Linked DNA regions of Homo sapiens: region 1 is linked to region 2. A link is a loop called in an ENCODE intact Hi-C map of the cell type or tissue named here. Cell type or tissue: mammary epithelial cell. All regions are shown on one strand.

The links. A loop is a pair of places that touch in the nucleus more often than their neighbours do. Peaks named below come from ENCODE experiments on the same cell type or tissue, not always from the same donor. Only the 100,000 strongest peaks of a DNase experiment are listed, where the experiment ranks them.
Region 1: a loop joins it to region 2, with 8 times the contacts of the local background. A loop is called at or near these places in 5 of 110 quality-filtered maps.

The regions. Positions count from the first base shown.
Region 1 is chr5:84,284,933-84,292,932 of GRCh38, forward strand. The region is part of intron 1 of EDIL3 (EGF like repeats and discoidin domains 3); the gene reads right to left. Among named protein-coding and RNA genes, the nearest start is that of EDIL3-DT, 93 kb to the right of the region's middle. In mammary epithelial cell, no CTCF peak of the experiment used is centred here; a DNase peak (open chromatin) is centred at 3,239; H3K27me3 peaks cover 839 bases.
Region 2 is chr5:84,363,649-84,371,648 of GRCh38, forward strand. The region is part of intron 1 of EDIL3 (EGF like repeats and discoidin domains 3); the gene reads right to left. Among named protein-coding and RNA genes, the nearest start is that of EDIL3-DT, 15 kb to the right of the region's middle. In mammary epithelial cell, no CTCF peak of the experiment used is centred here; no DNase peak of the experiment used is centred here; H3K27me3 peaks cover 609 bases.

The DNA of each region.
Region 1 (8,000 bases), 79 kb before region 2:
TTTTCAGTGACATTCTGTGACCAGAGAATGCTCTGTGATGGGTTGAAGTTTAGTTTAACAAACAAAACAAACATCTGTCACAAGAAGTCAGTACCTACAAGAGTGTTTCTAAAGGCATGTGTAAGTTATTCTGTGTTAAATAGCACTATGATTATATTTGAACCATATACGTAAATATGCATAACAGTAAATTTGAATGTTCTTGAATAAGTGGGCCCCTTTTAAGTGTCAAAAAAATCATGAACACTTACATAACCTGAATTGCACTATTAATATTCATTGATTCTAAGGAAAAGCTTACTGATAAAATGCTATCATTAATTAAGTAAAGTACATTTAAATTTTCTAATTCCAACAGAAATAGGTGTGTATGCAAATCCATATTACATATGTTTGTGTGAATGATATTTATCTAGCCTTCAAATGCTACTTTGCCTACATATTGATTTGCTAATCTGAAGCCAGTTGGGAGCTACAGTATCTCATATTTAAGAAGCATTACTAGTTAGAAAGCAGGAACCATGTCTTAGAGGGTTTTGCATTCTCATGCGTAGCACGGTGTCTGGCACGTATAATAGCAATAGATATGCAATAAATGCCCAGATGAGTAAACCAAAACACTTTGTCTGTAGGATATTATAAAATTAATGTTGTTCATACTTAAGTGAGACAAAATATATTCATGAAAGAAAACCATAATAAAAAGATTATCTTATGTCAGACTTGGGCTTCTAGGTTCCTGAAAATAAATTCACATGTAGTTACTAATATGTTTGGTCACACTTGGCATGCATTGCTGCACTTTCAGTGATAGTGGCTGCTTTAGCCATGGATTTGATGAAGGGAAGGGATGGGCTGTGGAACGCCTCAGATAGAAAGTTCTTACAGAGAAAGTGTCATGGTGACTATTCTGTCAGTGGCAGGAGGGATCCAGTGGCACTGATTAATATCAGTGCCAGTGCTTTATATGGAAATGGGGAAACACGCAGAGCACAGAACTGAAATTATATTATACGTGTAGTTCCTTTTGCCTGTTTGAACATTATTGCTGGCGGCCAGAATCTCAACCTATATAATTCCATGGGAATTTTTTTCATGGATTCACCCAAGATGAAACTCTTGTCCTGTATCTTTAAATTTTTGCTTTAGCTCTAGGCTTACAGTGAACTCTGTAGTCAGGCTGCATAAATATTCCTGAGCTTTGGCTTTCTGCACCAAACTCTCCTGAGAATAGCATAGGCAGTAGATTGCAGTTAAGGATTTTTTAAATGTTTTAATTTTGTGATAGCATGCATTTTCACAAAAACCAATGTGTGCTTTAGCTTGCTACACTCTCCCCATTCTATATATTTAGAGGGAAGAGAGTAGGGAGTCATAGAGCCTGTCGTTATTTTAAAAGAAAAAGCCATAGATGTCCACGTGAAAGAGCAGAAGATTTATTAATGGAAAATGAAATAAATAAAATACTCTCTAAAGTATAAAAAGACTATTCAGCAATAAATCTTGCAGTACAGGCTGATATGCAGTGCTTAAGGTCTTATCAAGCCTATACTGAAGGAATTCAGTAGACAGTTACACTATGAATCAAGACAATATATTTAGCATATACTCTGCGTTTGCTTGCTTTTTTATTTTGTTAAACTTTCGCCAGGCTTTGACCACATTACATATTTAGTTGGAGTCTTTATATAAGGGAGCCATGATTTTACTTTTTGTATACTTTATAACTTATTAGGTAAAATGGGGCAATAGAATAAATAGAATAATGCAGGGTTTATTTGTTCTTTCTGAAGGTTTTGGATACAATTATTTCTCATGGTTTTTCTTTTGCCCTCATAAAATAAGGCTCTGCACCTCAGGTTGGAATCAATTAGGCTGATCCTCAGCTGTTCAGCATTCAAGGTTCCCAGTGGGGCAGCCTGTATGTACCTGCTCTCCCCACTGAGGTTTTAAGCTGAACTTCTGGAATTGTGCCCAGTCTTTGGGCCAGACACAGTATCTCAGCAATGCTAGTGCAGAAGTCTAGTAGGTAAAAACCTCTTTCATGGTTTAGATAAAAATCTATTGGTGCTCTTCTAAAAACAATCCTCTACCTGAAATGCTTGTAACCAGAAAATAACACTGGCAATTAGAGAGGAAGACAGCCACATAATGGGAGATGCAGAGACTCTGGGTTGGTGATTATTTATATAATATTGTTGAATGGTATAATAGATGCATACGTTCTATTGAGCTAAAGCTGTATTTATCCACTTGCCTTATTTTCATAAAGAATATATAGTAATCTAATTTCTAAAGAAAAATGTGCTATGTGGATTCTTTATACAAGAATGAGAGCTTATTTTTGGATGTAATAAGAAATGTGAAATTATTATTATTAAGAAAGTAAGATGTGGGTATTTCTCTTCCAAAGGTGTTGGTCTTCTCTGCAGCATATCTCCAGATCATCGTCAGCAGGACTGAGTTGAACAAATTGAAGAAAACAACAGTATTGCTTTTCAGATTCTGAATAATTTGCAATATTAAATTTGTAGATCAAATCAGCATTTAAATATCTGTCAAAATGATTGCTAATACAATTTGGAATTCAGGTTGAATTTTGAAATTAATGAAACTACACAAGCTTAATGAACATTAGGGATTAAAATGCAAGAATTTCTGTACTATGGAAGGACACATGCACAGGCCTGCTTTTTACAAGATCACAGGGGGAAATGAAGGGAATTCTTGAAATCAAAAACGCTGCTAAATACAAATGTCAAATCTTAGTCATCTTCTTACTTGACCAATGAGCAGCATTAGACAGAGTTGAATGCTGTCTACTCTGTGAAACATTTTCTTTACTTGGTTTCCAATACACATTTTCTTTGATTTCCCTCCTCCTTCTCTAGCCATTCCTTCTTAGCGGGCTCTTCCTCTTCCTCTCTAACTCTTAATTTTAGAGTGCTCCAGGGCTCAGTCCCTGGACCTCTTGTCTTTTCTATCTATACTCATTCCCTTTGTAACTTCAAATAGTCTTCTTGGCTTTAAATACCATCCACAGACTGAAGACTCTAACATTTTTGCTATATCCCCTAAAAACCCCAGATTTATACTCACGAACTCACTTGGATGACTAATCTGCATCTCAAATTTAACATGTCCACACTCCTGATAATTTCCCCAGACCTACTTTTCCCGTTGTCTTTCTCATCTCAGTTAACGTCAACTTCATTCTTCCAGTGGCTTGGGCCAAAACCCTTAGAGGCATTCATGACTCATCACTTTCTCTCATACCCACATCCTCTCTGTGGGCAGTTTATGTTGCCTTTACCTTTAAAATACATCCAGAATGTGACCATTTCTCACCCCTACACTTCTAACACCCGAGTTCAATCCATAATCCTCTTTTGCCTGGGTGACTGCAATAACCTCATTTCTTTGCTTTTATTTTTGATGTTTTCACTATCTTCTCAACATGCAGCAAGAGTGATTTTGTTAAAAAATGTCAGGTTATGCTTCCCCTTTGGTTAAAATTCTCATTGTGATGATGAAATTCTAAAATTTAGCAGGGAGTATAATGCAGGCCCTGACCAACTGAAATTCATGCTAACATCCACCTACTAAGATTGGACCAATACCTACCAAGTAAATATCAACTGTACTCAGAGGGCTTCACATCGTCCTGTCACCTCGGGATATTTCCATCTAAACACTTTCCTCTGTTTGGAATGCTTTTGCTCCAAGCAAGAGTCTCATCTTCCTTAAGTCTTTACTAAGAAATTATCTTCTCAGAAAGCTTTCCCCTGACTACTCAACTTAAAATTGCAGGTCTTCCTGACCCCAAATCCTGGCCTTCCTTAGGAACACTGATCACCAAATGTCATACTACACATTTTACATAAATATCTTGTTTATTGTCTCTCTTCCCCACTATAATGAATCCCCACAAGAATAGACTTTTTTTTTTTACTCCTATACCCATCACTTAGAACAAGGTCTACATAAAATAAGTGCTCGAGAATACTTGTTGAATTAAAGTTGAATAAATAAATGAACAAATGAAAGCAACGTATAGTGTGGAGCTAAGAAACGCAGCTCAAAGCTTGGGGATTGTAACTGTACCTGTCTTATCCTAGAATGGCACATTTAAAAAATGTTTTTGTTTTTGTTATTTCTAGGTGAACTGCTAAATTCAATAGTTTCCATCTAGATTTCTAAATGGAGCTGGGAATATATAAACAAACAAACAAATAAATAAGTAGAGTAAGTCTACAATGTGAGTTTGGCTTTTTAGTGTTAATAATGTTACACATTTAACATTCCGTGACATTATCTAAATAAACTTACTTAAACTCACCCAATAACAATAAGAGTGTTTGTTTAACTTTTCCTTCCCTTAAATTAGCAAAACAGCTTAATCAGGGTAACAAAGAGCTGCTTGAGTTTTATATACTGTGCCTTCTTCCCAGAACTTACTATTTCCCAGCTCCTCCATGAGGAGAGATTTTACCTCTGAGTTCTTATTATTTCCATTTTCTCTTAACGAGCTCTTTCTGCTCAGCATTGATAAATGCTCAAATCATCACAAACACTTCCTCCCTTATGACTCCTTCAGTCACTTCACTGCTTGCAAGTTGTAGTCTGTCCCCAATTCCTCACCTAAAAAGGAACACCCAGAGCCCCTTGGTTGTGAATCTAGTGGGTATTCCTTGGTCTTTATCCTACCTGACTTTCCGTCAACAACTGAGATGACTAACATCTGATTCTTAGGACACTTTCCTTATTGATAGCATTCATTCATTTATCTCCTTCCATTCCTTTGACTAACCTCTCTGGGTATTCTTTCTCACATTATTTGTTTATCAGAAATGAATACGCTTACTGAAGTTTTTTCTAATAAGGTCAGATACTTCCAACTTTTAAGTTAAGAAATTGTTTAAGCACTAAAATATGTTAATGAAATGAAAACATTAATAAATTAGTTCTATACTTCCACAGACATATTCTGACTATAAATCTTAAGTAATTTCATTTTAATATCCCACTGCCTAATGAAAAGAATTAAGCACATACACTTCCTAACTTCTAAGTAACAGATTGTGGAGGATGCTTTAATGGGACCCTCAGATCCTCCTTCAGGAACAAAACATTAATTTCCCCAGCCACAAGTGTTGGATCCTGAAAGCTCACAAGTTAGTACCTCCCTACTCATTCTCCTGCCCAATAAAACTACCTCATCTGCATGTCTTCCCTGAGGACAGCCATATCCAAGGACTGCTTGATGCTGGGGTGAAAAAGCACAACCCCCTTGTCTCAATGCCAGACAATGTGGAAGAGCCATGCTAGCTTCAGAGCTCCCCATGACACTATCTGAGAGCTCTTTTACAACCACCACTCAGTAAGCCTCCCCGTCTTCCCAGTGCTGCTGCCCTTACTCCCTCTAAGAGCTCTTCTTGCACATCAATCTCCATTTCAGACTCTGGTGCCTGGGAAATTCCATCTAGACATACGTCATCTCTAATACTTGAGATACTGAGTGTCTGTGCTACCGAACGTTGGCAGAATATGCCACCTCAAAATTAGCCACTTTGGCATAAGGCATTTCAAAAATAGCAGGAAAAAAAGAGTCTGACCTTCTTTCTCCTCCCTGTACCAGGAAGAAAGAAATATTTTTCTTACCAGAGATGGTGAGTCAAGGCTGAAAAGTATCTGTACCAACAGATCTTATAAAAATAATTTTTATCTTCCTTAGCTATCCCATACATATTAGTTACTTATCCACTATCACCAGACTTTGTTCAACCTAATGTATAAACATCTGGGTTTTGCCACTTCTTTCGGTCTTCATTTTCTTGTGGAGATTTCTAGGTGCATGTAAAATAAACTCTACGATTTTCTCCTATTAATCTGCCTTATGTCAATCTAGTCTCAAACCTAGCCAAAGATCCTAAGAGTGCAGAGGTAGAGCTTTGCCTTCCCTACTTCATTTCAAGTGGCTCAGTTTCAACCCTTGAACAGAATGCCACTGAACATTTGTGATTTCAGCTTTAGTCTCACTGCAACATTTAAACTAAAAATATTCTCTACTAAGCCAGAGAAGTTGGTCACATTATAATCTCCTTGATAACCTGCTTTAAAATTTCAATATGTAGTACTAGAAAAAAATGCAAGGTAGTGCCTGCCCAACAGTGAGTTTAGTTGACAGAATCAAGCAAGTTACTCGTAGCTGCTTGTCAAATTGAACCAAACTAAAGTGAGAAAAGAGCTGATAGGTTTAGAGTCAGGTAAATCAATTAAGGCTTACCATTTCTCCTTACTAAATTGATTTTCATGATCGGCACGAGAATGTCAGCCAAATGATATTAGGACATTTAATTTTATTTTAGCTATATTTACACACACATGAATGCACAACCGGTTTGCCTGAATATAAAGAACACTTGAATCAGGGAACAATCGCACTTTTTAAGACAGAGGTTATCAGATTGAATTTTTTGAAAATATAGGTATATATCCTTTTAAAAAGGTACACTAAAAACAAAACAACCCTGAAAGGTGGGAAATAATATGACGGTGTGTGTGCCAAAACATTTAACTTAAAGAAAAGCAATGTAAATAACAAACCGAATAGAATTTTAGACAAAAATTGATACAAAGATTATAAGAGATAGGTGACTAACCACCAGGAAGTGAGAACATTCATTATCATGTATGTGTGTGTATATATCTATCTATATCTATATATCTATATATATATCTATCTATATAGATATATCTATATATCTATCTATGTAGATCTATCTATATATCTATATAGATCTATCTATATAGATATATCTATATATCTATATATCTATATATCATATACAGATATATACACACACATATATATACACACACATATATATACACACACATATATATATATATACCTACAGGCCCTGGATATATAGAAAGTAATAACTTTAACAAAAGTATAGCAGACAATATACAGAGCATCAAATTATATTTTTGTAGCTCCAACTCCAACATATAAAAGCACATTTGCCATTGATATACCCAGATACATTAAAAAAGAAAAAAAACTCAGTGCTACATCTCTACTGCCCAATACAGTAGCACTAGCCACAAGTGGCTATATAAACTTAAAGTTAAATTTTATTTAACTTAAAGTTAAATAAAATTACAATTACAAATTCAGTGAAAGTAAATTTCTGTTTTTTTGTTTGTTTTGTTTTTTTAGCCACCCTGTCTGTGGTACTTTGTCACTGCAGCTCCAGCCAAATAACACATCAGGTTTGATATATTTTTACACCATACTCTCTTTCATACCTGCTTACTAACAATAATTGGAAATATCAATAACACTGATGATTTTTTTTAAATCACAAAATTATGACATTCAAAATTTAGAGGTTGTTTTCTGAATAAGATATTAAAAGGCACTCAGAATTTCAGAACCCATCTCATGCTGAATAAGACATAGTGTCCCGGAGCCAGGAAAGCATTCACTTTTTATAAATGCACTTTTGTTTAGTTCTCTCAGCTGTGCACAGAAGAAACAGGACAGAGAATTGCACAGATTTGTGCAGCATATTATCCAACCAACAGCAATGATACAAACTCTCAATGGCAGAAGAGATATTATGAGTGTTTATTGTTAATGTTTGAAAATAAAAAGTGGTAATGCTATAATTATATCCTATTTTTTTAAGATTTGAATATATCCTACCATTAAAATATTTGGTTCTCATGCTATATACTTTTCTTTATTTCACAGACTAAGGAATTTATCAGATACCAGAAACTCATGGGTATATTGAATAAGCCCAGAGTTATTGCTAATGTGAGAAACACACTCACCCACCCAAACCCAAAGATGGACTTAGAAGCAAAAAGAACAGCGAAAGTGAGACTTTTAATAACAGCCTTGCAAGATCGAGTGTCTGGTAGGCAGGCACATCTGGGGCAGTCACAACAGGTAATTTATCTCCTAGCACGCAAGTCCCTCCCCTAGT
Region 2 (8,000 bases):
CTGAAAAAATTGAAATTTTGGGTCACAGAAACATAGCAAGAGGTAAGATGCCTTATTCTTTTAGAGGTGACAATTTTTTCATGATGGTGAGTGACTAATTTAACTTCTTGACTGTATAAATTTGTATGGATAAAAATTAATTTTCTAAGCCAACAACTTCTAGATCTCAACTGGAGATAAAAAAAATTGGAGAAATCAGGGAAATATGGGGACATCAGATATAAATATACTCATTTTAATATATAAGCATTGTTCATATTTTGATCATCGCTTGGGTTCTCACAAATCACTGACTATATATCAGGTTTGTCATCAATTCTTAGTGTGCTTGTGTTCATTTTCAAAATAATTGTCATCAAGCGTTTTCATGACATCTTAATGGGTACAGTAAAATATACAAACACAACCAAGGGAAGATTATAGAAGAAGTGAAATTGTCACTACTTCCAATTTTGCCTGATTCTATAAAGGTATAAAAGACAAATTAAGATTTTGAAGCTACAACCAAAACAGACAATGTAAGGCAGTTTTCAGGTTCTGAAATCATTTCCTGTGTATTGCTTCATTTTTATCTTGATCATTACATATGCCAAAAAGACAAGTAGTGGAGAAGCTACGGTCTCTATTTTTGCCAAATAAGGGAATTGAGGCTTGGAATTCAGAATTTGCCCAGTCACAAGGCAAGTACTTGTTAGAGCCAGAATTGTCTTTTGATACCTAAACGAATTCATATTGCTTTGGAAATTGTTACACAGATACATGCTACAGATGCAGAGTTATACAATCCTATACCTACATGAGATTGTGTATATAAACAATTGCAGTAGGTAGCATTCCAGATCTCCATGATCTTCATCCCTTGATGTTATACCCATTAAATATGTCACATTACCTGGCAAAAGGGATTTAGCAAATACAGGTAAGACTCCTAATCAGCTAACCTTAAAATGAGAAGATAATCCTAAATCTGCACATTACAATTGTTCTTTTATGGGGCCATTTATATAGTACCCCAAATAATGTTTTAAATTATGACTTTATTTTTAAAAATTAATATATTATATATACATGATAAATCTCACACTACATAAATTTCATATGGAATCCTGCAACAGGTTAATTTTAGTTATAAATGTTGTTACTTTAGAAATAGGTACAAATTGATACAAATTAGCCTAGCAATTTTCTAACCCGAAACTTTAATACCTATTTTTTAATTCATCCAAACCACTTAATTAATCTCATATATATTTTTGGTCTGTTCTTTGGGAAACCATAGAGTGTTATACCAATCCTTAAAACATGTTTGTATATTTATGTCTTATACTTAACTTAAATATCTTCTCTAATGGAAAGTATTGGGTTTTGAGGGGTTGTTGCTGTTCGCTTGTTTTGAGAGGAGGAGGTAGCAAAAATAAATTATTTAAAATGCAAACAATTATTGTATATTAAAATCTTAAGTGCAATATGCACTTATTTTTTATTCATTTTTGAGGTATATATGATATTTAAATAAATTTGAACTGCTAAAAGATAGGAAGTAGTAAAGAGTTTTCTGAATACTAAGTACTGAACACAGAAACAACCAGCCATGAACTAGTAGATTACAAAAAACTTTCATGCTCATGGCCACCTTCATTTTAAAATCCAGTTCTGTTGCATAGAAACTTAGCTCTAAAACAAGAACATATTCCAATTGTTTTTCATTTTAACATCCTGAGTTCCACCTTTAAAAAATCTTCCTTTTATACCATATTTACAATTAAGACCTCTAAAGCAAAATGTAAAATAAAAACAACCTTAGATATTTTAGTAGTTTCTGTTATAAGTTATAAATCAAGACACAACTTATAGTCTATCTTCAGAATGGAAAGTAAGCACATCTAGGTGGAAAGAGTAAAAAGAAAGCAGAGACCACCTGATGACTTAGGAGACATTAATTAATATTCTGTTACAGTCAAGTACTCCCCAAATGCAATAATTTAAAGTCAGAAACATAATAAAAACATATATCATATCAATTCTAGGATTGCTAACCTTTGCCAATCAGTGAATTTTTCAGAACATTCCAGGTTCCTATATCTTGCCTATACCATTCTCTTTTGGATTGTGTCTCAGAATAACTTTCCCCTTTTAACAGCCAGACCACAATTAAGAAAATAATAATACCAGATGTTTATTGAGGACCTGTATTGTGCCAGCATTTGTAAGCACATTACATGGGTTATTTCTTTTAATCTCTACAACAGCTCTATTAGATTGCTATTGCTTTATCCACACTCGAGGAATGAGGAAACAGGTTATGTATATAACCTCTAAAAGGTATCAGGGCAAATAAATGTTTCATCCAGGATCCAATTCCTAGTCTATCTGATTAGAAAAATCTTTCTCTTAACCAATACAATACACCAACATGCCAGAAAGTTATAGCTCAAAGACTGAAGTCTTTTTGATAAGTATTTTGCCAAAAAGTAAAAAAATATATATAAAATAAAATAAAGAAAAACAACAGTTTATTAACCAATTATTTTTCTAAAATCAGAATGTGTACCAAGTATTGTGCTACAGCACTGGAGATACTATACTGTCGCCACCAGCACCACCACCACCGTCACCATCACCATCATCATCATGATCATCATCATATCCATCATGGGCCACAGATATGGTTCTATGCACTTAACCTCTATTAAACCCTTAAAATAACCTTACAAGTCAGGCTCTATTATTATCCCCGTTTTACACATGAGAAAACCAAAGTTAGTAATCCGTTGAAGCAGAAAATGTGACTCTTGAAACCTAGGAGCTTTACTTTGTCTAATGCTTACTTCTTTACTTCATAGTTACCATTCTCTATGTAGATTTCTGTGATCTGTTTTGTACATTTTTCTTTCACATTATTCTATAAATATGTAACTCTCTATGAACATTTTAATGGTACATATAATATGTGCTAATAAATTAGAAAATATTGTTAAACTGTTCTATTGTATCAGAAATGATAAATTATCAAAAACGGAAAGGGGATAACAAGAAAGTATTCCACTAACTACGAAAGACTCTAGAAACAGTATACACAAAAGTACCCACCAAACAGATCAGACTGCTAGTAGGTGAGTTATTTCAAAACTTAAGGAACAGAAAACTCATGCAGTATTTAAAGTGTTTCAGAGAAGAAAAGCTCCCCAAGTAATTCTATCCGTCTGGCATTTTTTCCAATACCAAGCTTAATAAAGTTAGTATAACATGTCATTTATGAAAATAGATGCAAATGTCCCAACAAAAATATTAGCAAATTACATTCAGATATATTTTAAATAATTATCCACAATGGCACAAACATATAACAAAATACAATAGTTAAAACCAAGTACTACTGACACACTAATAGAGAAGTAGCTTAATAAATAAGTCCCTGAAAAGATGCAAATTATATCATAGCATTTAGTGTATAATACATGTTTCTTTTTCTAACAGTTGTTTTAAGTCATGTGGGGAAGCACAGATAACAGTTTGGTAGGAAAAACAAATAGCATTTCTTATACTCTTAAATATAATGCCAACAGCAGAAATCATAAAGGGAAACACAAGCATATTTTATAAAATAAATCTGTTTTAAATTTAATGACTTTTTTTTTTTGAGACAGGGTCTTGCTCTGTCACCTCCCAAGCTGGAATGCAGTGGTGTGATCACAGCTCATTGCAGCCAACTTTAACAACTTTTAACAAACATAGTAAGTGCAATATAAAGGCAAATAAAATGTGAGAAAACATATTTGCAATACCTCACTTCCTTAATATTTTTGAGCAATGAGACTGAATCTCAGCACTCAATATAAAAAGGGAATCTGAGCTAGGAGCGGTGGCTCATGCCTGTAATCCCAGCACTTTGGGAGGCTGAGGCAGGAGGATCACTTATGGTCAGGAGTACAAGACTAGCCTGGCCAACATGGTGAAACCCTGTTTCTACCAAGAATACAAAAAATTAGCTGGGCATGGTGGCACATGCCTATAATCTGAGCTACTTGGGAGGCTGAGACAGGCGAATCCCTTGAATCCAGGAGGCAGACATTTCAGTGAGCCGAGATGGCTCCAGTGCACTCCAGCCGTAGATGATGGAGCGAGACTCTGTCTAAAAATTTCTACCCCATCCTTTCAACCAACTAGATAATTTGCTTGTTTATTTTCCGTTTCTCTCCATTACAATATAAGCTCTATGTGAGAAAAGATTTTCAGCTTTTTGATCACTGTAATTTTGGCACTCAAAACACTTCTTACATCTGTCTGAGTTTAATAAAATGTTGTTGAATAAGTACAACTATAAGGTGAATGGATTCCCAGAAGATTCTGAAGTAGGAAGCACCAAGAATCTGCCTCCCTACCTAGGCAAAAATTGCACTGGCAGAATTTGTCTGATGTAACTATTTTGAAACTCTGGAATCTATTGAGGGCTTGAAACTTTCAGAGGATGCTTTTTTACAAAAAAATTTTAAAGACCATCCTAAGACCATATGAAATCTTGAAAAAGAAGAACCAATCTGGAGGACTCACACTTCCTTATTTTAAAACTTACTGCAATGCTACAGTAATCAAAACAGTGTGGTCTGACACGAAGAGAGACATAGAAACAAATGGAATAGAATAGAAAGCTCAGAAATAAAGTTTCACATATATGGTGAGAGGATTTTTGACAAGCGTGCCAAAGCCATTCGATATGGATTGTCAATGGGGAAAGGACAGGTTCTTCAACAAATGTTGCTGGTAGAACTGAATATCCATATATAAAAGAATGAAGTTGAGCACTTACCTACATCGTATACAAAAATGAACTCAAAATAGATCAAATATAAATCTAAGATCTAAAACTTCAAAACTCTGAGAAGACAAAATAGGGTAAAAATTTCACAACATTAGATTTGGCAATGATTTCTTTGATATGACACGAAAGGCACAGGCAACAAAAGAAAAAATAAGCAAATTGGACTTATAAACATTAAAAAGTTTTGTATATCCAAATAAACTACCACAGAATAAAAAGGCAACCCACGGAATGAGAAAAAAAATTTGCAAAACATATCTGATAAGGAATTAATATCCAGAATATATAGAGAACTTTAAAACTCAACAACAACAAAAACAACTCGATTCAAAAATGGGCAAAGGAATTGAACAGATGTTTTCCCATAGAAGATATACAAATGGCCAATAAACACATGAAAAGATGCTCAACATCACTAATAGTTGGGAAAATGCAAGTCAAAACTAAAATGAGATACCATTTTACACTAATTAAGATGACTACTGAAAAAATAAAAACCTAAAAAGCATAAAATAAAAAGTGTTGTAGAGTATGTGCACTCTTGGTGGGGATGTAGAATGCTATAGCTGCTGTGAAAAACACTATGAAAGTTCCTCCAAAAATTAAAAATAGAATTACCATAGAATCCAGCAATTACATTTCTGGGTATATAACAAAGGAATTGAAAACAGACTCTGAAAGGGATACTTGTGAAGCCATGTTCATAGCAGCATTATTCACAATAGCAAAAACTTAGAATATATATGTATATATAATATATATAAACATACACACACATATAAATATACACACACATATAAATATACACACACAACATATGCATACATATATACATACATACCACAAGGGAATAGTATACTATTTTGCCTTAAAAAGGAACGACAACACAACATACACATACATACATATATAAACAAAGGAATTCTATTTTGCCTTAAAAGGGAAGAACATTCTAACGTATGCTACAAAACAAATGAACCTTGAAGACATTATGCTAAGTGAAATAAGCCAGTCTCACAAATAAGGTATGATTCCATTTACATGAGGTACTTAGAGACTTAGAGTAGTCAAAATCACAGAAACAGAAAGTAGGATGGTGGTTGTCAGGGGCTGGGAAGAGGGAGAAATGGGGAATTATTGTTTAATGAGTATGGATGGGGTTTCTGCATTACAATATAAAGAGAATTATGGAGATGGATGGTCATAATGATTGCACAACATTATAAATGTATTTAATATCACTAAACTGTACACCTAAAAACATGATTGACATAGTAAATTTCATGTTATGTGCATTTTACTATAATAATTAAATTGAAAATTAAACCCCCAAACGCTGTATGATATGATCCATTTTATGGTTAAACATATACTTAAAGATACTTATTTAGCTAAACAAGTCTCAAAGTACAGACGCCAATATGTCATCATTATACCTTTTCATCAATGAGTGTATACTTGCTTATGGGTTACAAAATACTTGAAATTTTAAAACAAAGACTAGAAATTAACTGCCTTTCCTCAAACCAAACAACGATAATTGCCAAAGCCTTTTTCTTAACACATAAACAGGAGCAAAGTATTAGATTTTACAGTTTTTATTTTATACACCTTTTTCCATTCTATACCTTTTTAGAAAGATATGTCTATTTTAGACTTTTAGATTTAGAAGTGGAAATCACACAATTACCAGGGTCTCAAACATGTAAATTGTTTCAGAACTATTGAGGCATTTAAGAAAGGTAGAAATACAGTTGCCTAAAGGGGAATAAATAGCAGTTTGCAGTGACATACAGATTGTCATTACACAAACAACTCTAAACAGAGCTGTTTAGAAGGTTCTCAGCTCCTCGGCAGACACAGTTCCCAGGTGTTGTCTCTTCCCCTCTGCCAAGTACTTCTGCTTTTAGCAGGTGTGACTGCATGGTGGGAGGAGGGAAAGAAGTTATGCTTGGAGGAAAGTTATTGCTGCTGGAGCTGATGGGAGTAACTGTCAGGGCACTGCGGCAATTAGTAGATCAGAGGGCTACCTGCAGCTCCTCCATATGATAATTAAAAACACCACTAAGTACTTTGTTTTTGTTGCACATACTTTTCCTGTCAAACCTGGATAATAAAATAAATAAAGTTTACTGTCTAGCTCCCATATAGTATTAAAAGTATTTTATTGTAATTTGGCAACCACAGATAAAACCTGAATCTTCCTTTTAAACTGTTTATAAATTAGACAGCTATGGAAACAGTAGGTCACTTAATCTATTCAGCTCTTAGAGTTTGCCACTACTAAAGTATTTATTGCTTTTTAATAATGTACCATTTGTACCATGATTCACAAGTCAATGCATCAGTGCATCAAGTAGATAACAATTTATTAAATAACTTAATGGGTCTATCAAAGGAACACATTTTTAACGATAAAAAGATGTATATACCAGCAGAGTTGTTCTTCATGCATGCATGCATGCATGCATAAAGTCAGAAAATAAATATTAACTGAGTGCCTACTATATGTAAGGTACCACGTTTGGAGCTGGGTATACATTAAGGAACAGAGATATTCTTCCTGCCTTCATCAAGCTTACAGTCTATTGGAAATAAGATAAAAAATAAATGAGCAAATAAATGATTATATAACTATGATTTTTGAAAAGTGTTATAATATATTTAATAATGGTACAGTGACAGAATAATAACAGGGAAATATGATGTGTATGTAAGTGTGTGTGTGAGCATGAGTTACTTGGATAAGATGACCAGAGAGAGATTCTCCCAGGCTGTGCAGTTTAAGCTGAGGGATGAGTTAGAAACAGAAAATCTGCAACATATAGCAAGAGATACATATAGATAAAAAGTATATATATATATATATATATATGTGTGTGTGTATATATATGTGTGTATATATGTATGTGTGTATATATATGTGTGTATATATATGTGTGTATATGTGTATATATATGTGTGTGTATATATATATATATATAGAGAGAGAGAGAGAGAGAGAGAGAGAAAGAGAGAGAGAGAGAGAAAATAATTTCAAGAAGATCATGAATACTTAAAGACCCCCTACCAATATGAAATAAAAAAAGCTAAGGGCAGAAATTTGTGTGTTGCATTATTATTTAGTACATATGTACATGATAAAAAATAACAATAAATAGCATAATAATATTATGTGTAA